Regions from separate parts of the Homo sapiens genome. Here regions 2 and 3 are each linked to region 1. The links are chromatin loops, found by intact Hi-C in ENCODE. Cell type or tissue: ovary. All regions are shown on one strand. Links, peaks and the distances in the headings refer to the core of each region. The heading gives the core; the rest is flanking DNA.

The links. A loop is a pair of places that touch in the nucleus more often than their neighbours do. Peaks named below come from ENCODE experiments on the same cell type or tissue, not always from the same donor. Only the 100,000 strongest peaks of a DNase experiment are listed, where the experiment ranks them.
Region 2: a loop joins it to region 1, with 6 times the contacts of the local background. A loop is called at or near these places in 55 of 110 quality-filtered maps.
Region 3: it touches region 1 in a loop (3.0-fold over the local background); 14 of 110 quality-filtered maps call a loop at or near these places.

What each region holds. Positions count from the first base shown.
Region 1 is chr5:179,342,169-179,345,302 of GRCh38, reverse strand. It overlaps ADAMTS2 (ADAM metallopeptidase with thrombospondin type 1 motif 2), which reads left to right. Exons shown (of 22, transcript NM_014244.5): 1 at 1-113; 2 at 1,142-1,536. Among named protein-coding and RNA genes, the nearest start is that of ADAMTS2, 1.7 kb to the left of the region's middle. In ovary, for the core only: a CTCF peak has its summit at 1,195; DNase peaks (open chromatin) are centred at 1,126 and 2,438; H3K4me3 peaks cover 1,895 bases; H3K27ac peaks cover 798 bases.
Region 2 is chr5:179,165,887-179,169,020 of GRCh38, reverse strand. The region is part of intron 5 of ADAMTS2 (ADAM metallopeptidase with thrombospondin type 1 motif 2); the gene reads left to right. Among named protein-coding and RNA genes, the nearest start is that of ZNF354C, 110 kb to the right of the region's middle. RefSeq lists a silencer at 1,609-1,818 and an enhancer at 1,432-1,933. In ovary, for the core only: a CTCF peak has its summit at 1,740 (motif pointing left); DNase peaks (open chromatin) are centred at 1,440, 1,750 and 2,410; H3K4me3 peaks cover 594 bases.
Region 3 is chr5:179,264,473-179,267,606 of GRCh38, reverse strand. All of the region lies in intron 3 of ADAMTS2 (ADAM metallopeptidase with thrombospondin type 1 motif 2), which reads left to right. Among named protein-coding and RNA genes, the nearest start is that of ADAMTS2, 79 kb to the left of the region's middle. RefSeq lists enhancers at 1,448-2,341, 2,342-3,134. In ovary, for the core only: no CTCF peak of the experiment used is centred there; DNase peaks (open chromatin) are centred at 639, 1,806 and 2,456; H3K27ac peaks cover 1,749 bases.

The sequences.
Region 1 (3,134 bases), core at 1-2,500:
CCGCCTGCTCTGCCCCGCGCTGCTGCTGCTGCTGCTGCTGCTGCCGCCGCCGCTCCTGCCGCCGCCGCCGCCGCCCGCGAACGCCAGGCTCGCCGCCGCCGCCGACCCCCCAGGTAGGTGCGGCCCGGCCCCTACTCCCCGGGACCCCCGCCGGCCTGGCCCTGTCCCGCGTGCCCCGCCGCCCCCTCCCCAGGCGTCGTCCAGCCTGACTTGGGCAAACTCCGCGCGCCCCGCCCGGGGCCAAGTTGGCCAACTTCGGGGCCGGGTTGGTCGCGCAGGGGGCGCCCCGCACCGCCCCCGAGCGCCTTGGGCCGGGGGAGCCTCGGAGCACTGGCGGCTCCTGAGTCGCGGAGGGTGGGGACGGAGGGCCGGGAAAAGCCCCGCGGCCAAGAGCGCAGAGTCAGCCCCAGCGGGTCCGAGGGGGGAGCCAGGGCGAGGCGGCGCCGGGGCTCGCGTCCGGGGACGCTCCGGAGGAGCCGGCTGCCGAGCGCGTAGCCTTGGGCCCTAAGGATTGGTTGGGGCGCCCCGCAGGGAATCCCCGGAGATCGGAGGGACCCTGTTCCACCCCTCCCAGTCCTCGGGCGCTCGGGGAGACGGGGCCGGCAGCGGGCTGAGCGGGAGCTGGACAGGCAGGACAGGCCGCTCGTGCTCGGGGAAGCCGAGACTCCGCCGCTCCGGAGGCTGGCGGTGAGGGCACTCGGGCGGCAGGGGCCCGCCGAGGGGTCGTGGCACACGGGTAAGGGGGCCAACCCGGAATGGCTTCCGAGCAGCTCCACGTCCTGCCAAGGACGGTAGGTGCAAGGGTCGGGGGACTCTCTGACGGGGTCGTCCCTTCGGGCACGGGGAGGTTCCCACCGAGCCCCAACCCTGAACGGGGCAGGGGGCAGAGCTCTTGGCAGGCAAGGTCTCCGGAGGAGGGAACGGCTGGGGAGTGGCGGAGCCCCGGAGTGGTGGCCCTGTTAACGCCCCTTCCCGGTTGCAGGAAAGCCGGGGAGGTGCAGGCTGGCTTCTGGGGTCGCCTGGCGGAATGCCCCTTCCCTTCGCAGTGGGGCGGGGTCTGGGGGGGCGTGGCTTGCCGGCGGGTCTCTGAGGCACTGGGGCTCCGTGGTCTCCGCCGATCTAACGCCCCTTCCCGTTGCAGGCGGGCCCCTGGGGCACGGAGCGGAGCGCATCCTGGCGGTGCCCGTGCGCACTGACGCCCAGGGCCGCTTGGTGTCCCACGTGGTGTCGGCAGCTACGTCCAGAGCAGGGGTACGAGCCCGCAGGGCCGCCCCGGTCCGGACCCCGAGCTTCCCCGGAGGCAACGAGGAGGAGCCTGGCAGTCACCTCTTCTACAATGTCACGGTCTTTGGCCGAGACCTGCACCTGCGGCTGCGGCCCAACGCCCGCCTCGTGGCGCCCGGGGCCACTATGGAGTGGCAGGGCGAGAAGGGCACCACCCGCGTGGAGCCCCTGCTCGGGAGCTGTCTCTACGTCGGAGACGTGGCCGGCCTAGCCGAAGCCTCCTCTGTGGCGCTCAGCAACTGCGATGGGCTGGTGAGTACGCACTTCTCTAGCTCCTTTCTCTCCGCTGCTCTCGCCTGGGTTTTGGAAAAGGGTTACCTGGGAGTCCCTTGGGAGGGCAAGGCCTGCGCTGAGGACTTTCCGCGCCCTTCCCGTGCTTTAGTGAGCCTCGTGCTCCAACTGAAGGGCTTGGCTGGAAAGCAGGTTGTTTTGACTGGTCTGAGCAGGGGGCCATTTATGCATGGGGAGCGCCCGGGTCTCCAAAAGGCTCAGCAGGCAGGAGCGTGCGCCTCTCTCTTTTGCCTGCCTGAACAGGTCTCTGGCTTGCATCCGGGGGTGGGTCCGTGTATGTGTGTGTACCTTTGTGAGTGTGTGCACATGTGTTGTGGAACGTTGGTGTGTACCTGCATCTGGGTGCCCGTGCACCTGTGTGAACATGTGCGTGTGCCAGTGTCTCTTGTGCACGTATGTGTCTGGGTTTCTGCACATCAGTGTGTTGAGCATCTGTTGAGTTTGTGTCCGTCCTTGTGCATACTGGCGTGATATGTGTGTGGTGGACTTATGGGCTGGCAGTCAGTCTTCCTGTTTCCTTGCGTGCGGGTAATACCAGCCCAGGGAGCTGGCAGTGATGCTGAAATGCCCAGTTAGCCCTCTGCCCCTTGGCTGACCGGGAATCATTGGTTTTTCTGCTGTGGTTTCCTGTTGAACTCCAGCTGGTTCTTTGAAAAGTTGGTTTTCTCTATTTTGAGCTGAGGGGTGCATTTGGAAATGAAGGCTCTAGTGCCCATGAGCTGCTCGATCTTTTGGGGGCAGCGCCTGAAGGACAAGAGAGAGGCTAGGGGATCCCTTTTGAGACTGCCTGCGCCTCTCTAGTCCTGTGACTGGAGCTCTGGGAAGCTCTGCTTCCTGGAGAGGGCAGGAGGGACCGTGGCTCAGCACAAGGGGGCCTCAGAGGAAGCCTGGATCGATGCTGAGGGAGGAGGCTGACATTGGCGGTGCTCTGTCCGGCTGCCCGGGGCCTGGCACACAGCAGAGGCCACTGCAGTTTTCTATTTTGGATTGGGTGTGTGGTGGTCAGGCTGGCTGTGCTGGCCAGACATCTGAAGCCGCCCACCATGGGTTCCGCTCTAATTGCTACTCAGGGAACTCCTGCCCCGAGTGAGTGGCCACTCTCCCAGCCCCCGTGGCCCCTGAGCACGCCCGTACTCGGGCAGCTGAGGCTCATCCTACAGTCTGCAGAGCCGGCAATTACACCAGGGCTCTGCAACCACTGTCATTCTTTTTATGGAGACACAGAAAATATCACTTGTTGCTTTGGAAAATCACTGCCTTTGGCTGGATTTAGTTAGAACTTGGCCATATTGCAAACAACTGTAAATATCCCTGGAGGAGCTGGGTTAAAATGGTGAGCCCTTGACATCGCCCACTGTCTCTGAGGACATCCTGGGCCTCAGAGGTGTGTCCCATTTTACGCTGGAGGTTAATTTCCTAAATGAAAGGAGATGTTTGCTGCGGACTTAGGGTGAGGTAAGGTGGTGGGAGTTGACATGGGGTTGCAGTCTGTTGGTGGGCCAACACCTGTGTACTATGCATTCCTGATGGAGAGCATTTTGGGGAGGACTTGTCACTGT
Region 2 (3,134 bases), core at 436-2,935, 180 kb after region 1:
GGAAGGCTCAAGTTGAGAATCCTGTTCTGGCAGCTTGGCTCTCTCTGGGAATAGCTTCCCAGGCTTTGGGGAAGATGGCTGGAAACAAAATGCTGGAACGATATGGGAGTTCTGGCAGAGAAATGAGGTGCACGCCTCCTGCCCCAGCTCTCGTGGTTCTCTGTCGTGATGAGATTTGATCTGTAAGCCCTGCCTGGAACAAGAGACCTCCAGCCTTGGGGGAGCCCACTTTGCACTCAGCTGGGGGGCACGGTAGAACATGTGCTCACAGAGCAGGGATGGTGGGACCTTGTCCCTGCCATTCATTCTGGCTTTGTCCATACTCGTGGGACCTTTGGTGAGCAATTTAACATCATGGGGCCTTAGTTTCCCCCATAAGAGGAGGTCTGTGAAACCCCAGCACACAACAGGAATGACGACAATCATAAAGGCGTTCGTGCAAGTGACTGTTTGTAGAGCTTCTTCTGGGACAGGCACCGTCTGAAGCCCTTTATGTGACTTTATGCCCTCACCCCCACAGCAACCCTGTGGAGTAGGCGCTGTGATCATCCCCATTTGACAGTGAGGACCCTGGCTCCAGGGGGCGAGCGGCCTGCCCGGGGCCACACGCTGGTGGAGCCACTCTGCTCTGGGAGGAGGGGCTGGACTCTGTGATCCCGGCTGGTCAGGAGCACCAGCTTCAGGCTCCTTGTCCTGGTCCCCTGAGGGTCAGTTGCTCCCAACCAAGAGTGACTTTGCCACCCCTCCCCCCACCCGGGGGACATTTGGCAGTGTCTGGAGAGACTTTTGGTTGTCACGACTAGGGGGAGGGTTCCACTGGGTTCTGGCAAGGAGTGCCCAGGGGTGTGCTCAACATCCTGCCATGAACAGGGTGCCCGCCTCACCCAACAGGAATTATCTGGCCCCAAATATCTGGAGTGCTGAGGTTGAGAAATGTGGTCTGCTCACCAGAACCCAACCTCCCTGCTGTCCTATCCTGCACCTGTTTAGGAGGCTGGTCTGAGGCAGGAGGGCCCCTCTGGGATGGGGACGGTTGAGAAGCTTTGCTGAAGCCGCATCCCCTTGGGGGCATGAGCCAGCCCCAGCGGGTAGGCCAGTCCCCAGGGACTGGTGTTATACTCCATCAGTATCAACAGCACGGCAGAGACAAGGACAAGGGACATTTGTGGGCGCTGACTGCACCCTGCCTGAACTGTCATGGGCGGAAGCCCCCCAGCTCCAAGCTCGGAGCTGCAGTTGTGCCCATTTTGCAGGTGGGGACAAGTAAGGTAACTTGCCCAAGAACAGAGCAGATGAGATATTTCGGCCGGGCCTAGAGCTGCCCAGGTGACCTCACCTGCCACCTGCAGTGGACTTGGTGAGCCTCGGTCGCGTGGCGGCCTGCGGGGCTGGCTGAGTGCGCCTTGCCCAGCAGGCAGAGCCTCCTGGCGGGGCGGGCGCGGTTCCAGCGGAGGCGGCCTCCAGGCTGCTGATCCCCATCCCGGTTTCCTCCCACGTCTCCTTGACTGAAGGAGGGAAGAGCATAGATAATTCAGCTCCTTCCAGAGCAAACAATGGAAATGTCGGAGAGCAACGATTGGAACAGAACTTTTTGCTCAGGTCATAATTGATGTATTTAGGGTGAGGCCCAGAGGCTGTCTTGGGGCCGCTGGGGCCCCGGGAGCCCGGGTGCGGCCGCGGAGTCTGGGCGCCGGGTGCGTCCCCGGCCCGGGCCGCTGTTCTCGCGGCAGCAGCGCCACCTGGTGGCCGCTCGGGCCCGGCCCTTCCTCTGCCCGCCCCGCGCGGGGGGCAGCACCCCGACCTCTTTCCGGCTGTGGGACTCAGGCGAGTCCTTTCAGTTGTCTGAGACGCAGTTCGTCATCCGGAAGGTAGGAAAATGAAGTGGAAGCGAGGTGTCGTGTGCCAAGCCTGAGCCTAGCGGGGCGCTCCTTGCGGACGGTGACTTCCTGCTGGGGTCAGCATCTGCCGGGGCGGCCCTTTGGGCTCACTTCCCCAGGCCTCCCGAGAACGTCCCCGCAGCCGGCGCCTCCCTCCCTGCCCAGCCTGGCTCCTGAGGGTGCTCGTGTTCATTCCTTCATCACTGAGCGCCCAGCAGCCGGGGTCCTCTGGCCGCGTTCGCTGCCTCATCCTGGCATGGAGAGCAGAAGCCGGGATTGCTCCGTGAAGGGAGGAGTGGGGCTACTGAGGGCAGGCGTGGGCCAGGGCTGGGGCACAGACTCGGGCCCAGCAACCACCCGGCCCTCAAGGAGCTTAGGCTTTAGTGACTCAGAGGCCAGCGACAGCAACAGGCACATCCCCAGTAGGTGCCCCATCTGGCAGGTGACCGATCGCACGCAGGAGGAGGGACCCGGCGGGCAGCTCAGAGCCAGGGTCCCGCGGCCAGGATGGGGCTGGGACTTGGAGCTGGACGCAGCCTACTCGTCCACCCAAGGCCCACGGGCCCCCTAAGCTCCTGGCTGTTCCCTGAGGCCCGTGGGGTTACCCAGACCCCTGCAGGCTGGGCCTGAGGTTCAGGGGCCCGCAGTGTTTCCTCACCCTTGCCCTGGCCAAGCCTCCTGACAGCCCTGGGGAGCATTCAGCAAAGTGACCTTCTGACCCAAGGTGAGGGCCATCAAGCTCTTGCCTCCCTAAGGCCCTCAGATCTGCCCTCTCCACCTCATGGTGGGATCCCTGGGTCTTTCAGGCATGTCCTCAGACCCTTTCCAGCCCGGGCCAGGGGAGCCAAACAGGCTGAACCCGGAGGAAACACCATCCTTCTTGGGACCAGGCTCCCGGTGCTGCTGTGGGAGGGCCCCAGGGGCCTGGACGAGTGTCTGCCTCCTGCATCTGGGCAGCTCTGTGAACCAGCATAGCAAGGAGGGTCTCCATGTGGACATAGGTGGGCACTCATGATGGCCAAGGAGGACCCTGCACTCTGGAAGAGCCAGCCTGGTCCAGGGCCCCAGAGCACTCGGGCAGTGGAGCCCAGTTGGGAGCCCATGTCTGCAGTGGTCGATGTCACCTCCAAACAGGGGTGGCAGAGCCCTCCATGAGGGGTGACGACTGTCCTGGGGCCCCTGTAGAGGATCCGATCAGCCTCTTGGAAGCTCATCTGTTCCCGTGCTCTGAGCTAGGGTCAGCCCACTCAGGACTCC
Region 3 (3,134 bases), core at 436-2,935, 78 kb after region 1:
GCTCTCCTGGGGCTCGCCCCGGCCTGGCCTTGGGACAGAGGAGGGGCAGGTGCTTCCCATCCTGGGGAACTGCTACCAGGCTGCTGTGCACACACCCTGCTGGGCTGAAGGAAGAGAAGTCAGACAGCAACGTGCCAGTGACCTTGGCTGCCTCCACCCCAGACACCGCCGGTGCCAAGCCTCTGCCTGCTGCTGTCAGGCTGCAGCATCCTCCCTGACGGGCAGACGAGGCACGCCACCACGGGAGCCTCTCAGCCTCGCTGCACCAAGGAAGGCCCTCCAGGAGACAGAGGACAAGCGCCGGCACTGGGCAGCTCCTCCATGTGGCTGAGCGTGGCTGCCACCTGCAGCCCACAGCCAGCCCTTCCCCACCAGGCCAGGAAGAGCCCCTCCTGACCCACAGTCTCCACCCTGTGACTTTGCCTTGAGTTGGGTAGGAGTTTTCCAGGCCGCAGGGGATCCTGGGGGAAGAGTGGGCGGCGGGGGTGGGGGCGGACCTCAGGCATGACAGTTCCCCCTGGGTGTGCAGAGCCCAGGGCTGGAGGCAGAGAGCTGTGGGGCAGCCTCCATGGAAGCAGCAGCCTTGAATGACCCAAGGTGGGGATGGCGCCCTCCAGTCTCACAAAGAGTTGAGTGTTTCAGCAAGCTCGTACTGGTTGCAGTGTGAGGGAGGCTGGTGGGGGAGGCTGGAGCAATGGCACAGGAGAGAGAGAGGAGCTCTGTTCTGTCAGACCACAGGACTGGGGAGCAGGCGAGACTCATCCATTCAGTGGCGAGCAGATAGCCAGCCCCACTGACACAGCGGATGTGAGGCTTGGCCCAGGTGGGGGCTGGGGGGCCCAGGATGGGGCAGGAGGGCCGTGTGCTTTGTTGGGGGGTGCCAATTTGCTGAATGCCAGGTCAGAGAGCCTTTCTGCCCTGTAGCTGTCGACGTCCATCTCAGCTTCCTGTGGCTGCTGTACCAGGTTACCCACACCTTAATGGCTTAAAACAGCACACCTGCATTCCTCACAGTTCGGGAGCTCAGAACTCTGAAATAGGATTTTAGGGGCTAAGATCAAGGTGCTGGCAGGGCTGGTTCCTTCGGGAGGCCCCAGGGCAGAATCCATTCCTGGCCCCTCCCAGCTCCTGGGGGCTGTTGGCGTTCCTTGGCTTGTGGCAACATTGCTGCAGTCTCTGCCTCCCTGGTCACGTGGCTTCTCCTCTTCTATAGCCAGCTCTCCCTCTTAGAAGGACACTTGTGATAACATTTAGGGCCCGCTGGGACCATCCAGGTTACTTTCCCCATCTCAAGACCCCTGATTTAAACACATTTGCAAAGTCTCTTCTGCCATATAAGGTAATGCTCACGAGTTTTGGGGGATTAGGACATGGACGTCCGGGGGTCATGATTCAGCTGACATGTCTAAGTGTTGAACCTTGGGTCCTAAGGGAGAATGGAGAGAGGGCTTTGGCTGGATTTGCAGGGTGAGCCCTGGACCTGGCCAGCGTCTTGTGCCCAGACCTGTCTCTGTGTCTCCAACCGGGCACTTCCCAAGTGACTCCCCAGACCCCTGAGGCCAGGGCCTCTGGCGTGGTGATAGGTGCTCTCTCTCATACCCTGGTCAGCCTGGGCCCTGCCAAGCCACTGTTGCCGACTCACTGAGTTCAGCGCCTCGGCGCTGGATCCCTGGAGTCTTCTCAGCTCATCCTCTCTTTCCACCCTGGAGCTGAGCCTGCAGCCCAGGCCCCGGGAAACCCAGGGAGAAGCACTGATTGTGAAACCCGAGGCGGCTCCGGGAGGCGTGCTTCAGGGCTGAGCGCACCCTTGGCAGACGCCGCGGCGCTCCTGTCCTCGTGCAGACCGGGCCCTTGGGATGGCTGTTGGAGATGCCAGCGCGGTGATGTGGCCCACGCGGAAGGGGTGGGCGGGGGCCGGCGCTGGGAAAGCCGAGGCTGCACATTCTCCGAGGCTGGAGTTGCCTGGGGTCAGCCGGGGAGAGCAGGAGGGGCCAGCTCCCGGGCCTGGCTGGCTCTCTGGCTGGAGTCTGCTGCTCAGAGCGCTGCCCTGTGGGTGCTTCCCACCCCCTGGGCTGTGAAGGCAGAAGCGAGGCTTGCAGCCCCAGCGAGGGCTGGGCCCCCCTTATTCCACAGTGGAGACGTGCCAGGGTGTGCTCCCCCTCCACGGCGTCTGGGCCTGGCACTCCGCCTGACAGCCCCCACGTGCGCAGCAACTCCCCTGTGCCTCCGACATAAATTTAGTCCCTGAGTCTCAGGCTTGCCCTTCCCCCGCCACCTCTCCCCTCCCGACATGGTTTCTGGTTCAGGGGTGGAGCCGACCAGGTAAATGTGGCTGGCAAGGGCCTGGATCTTTGGTGGAGCACCGTGGGCAGGTGACAAGCCTGACCCGGAGGATGGTGGCCTTGGCCCTGGCTTGGCTGCAGCCCCAACTCGAGTGCAGGGGACAGTTCTGGAAGACCGGCCAGTGGTTCTGAGGAGCTGCATTAGGGCTGCTCCCACAGATGCTTCCAGCACTAGGTGGGTGAGTGGGGTGGGCAGCGGGCAGTTTGGTGCAGGGTTCAGTGTGCTCAGCCCCACCCGGCATGCTGCTGTTGGTGCAGGGGTCAGTGTGCTCAGCCCCGCCCGGCATGCTGCTGTTGGTGCAGGGGTCAGCGCTGGTGCAGGGGTCAGCGCGCTCAGCTCCGCCCAGCATGCTGCTGTTGGTGCAGGGGTCAGTGTGCTCAGCTCCACCCGACATGCTGTTGTTCTGGCTCACTAAGGGGCCCAGAGCAGCTCACCCAGCCCCTCAGGATCTCAGAACCTGGGTGCTGAGATCTCCACTGTACCTGGGTGCAGTGGCACAGGGGCTGCTGGAATTACGCAGGGCACAGGGCGCCTGCCCAGTGCTCACTGCGACACTTGCTCTCCGTCCCCTTTCCCTCCTCTGCCTCGCCATCTTCCACAGACACAGTGAATTGATACTTTCTTTCCTTCCCTTGGATCTGTGTTGGGAATGTCCTCCAAAGAGCTTTTCGGGTTTTGCACAAGGTAACAGTCCCTGGCATGCAGACAGTACACGGCTCAGGGGTGAAGCTGTGATCTGCTCACGGGGGCATCTGGCGTTTGATCAGCAACTGTGGGCTGGGCATGCCCCC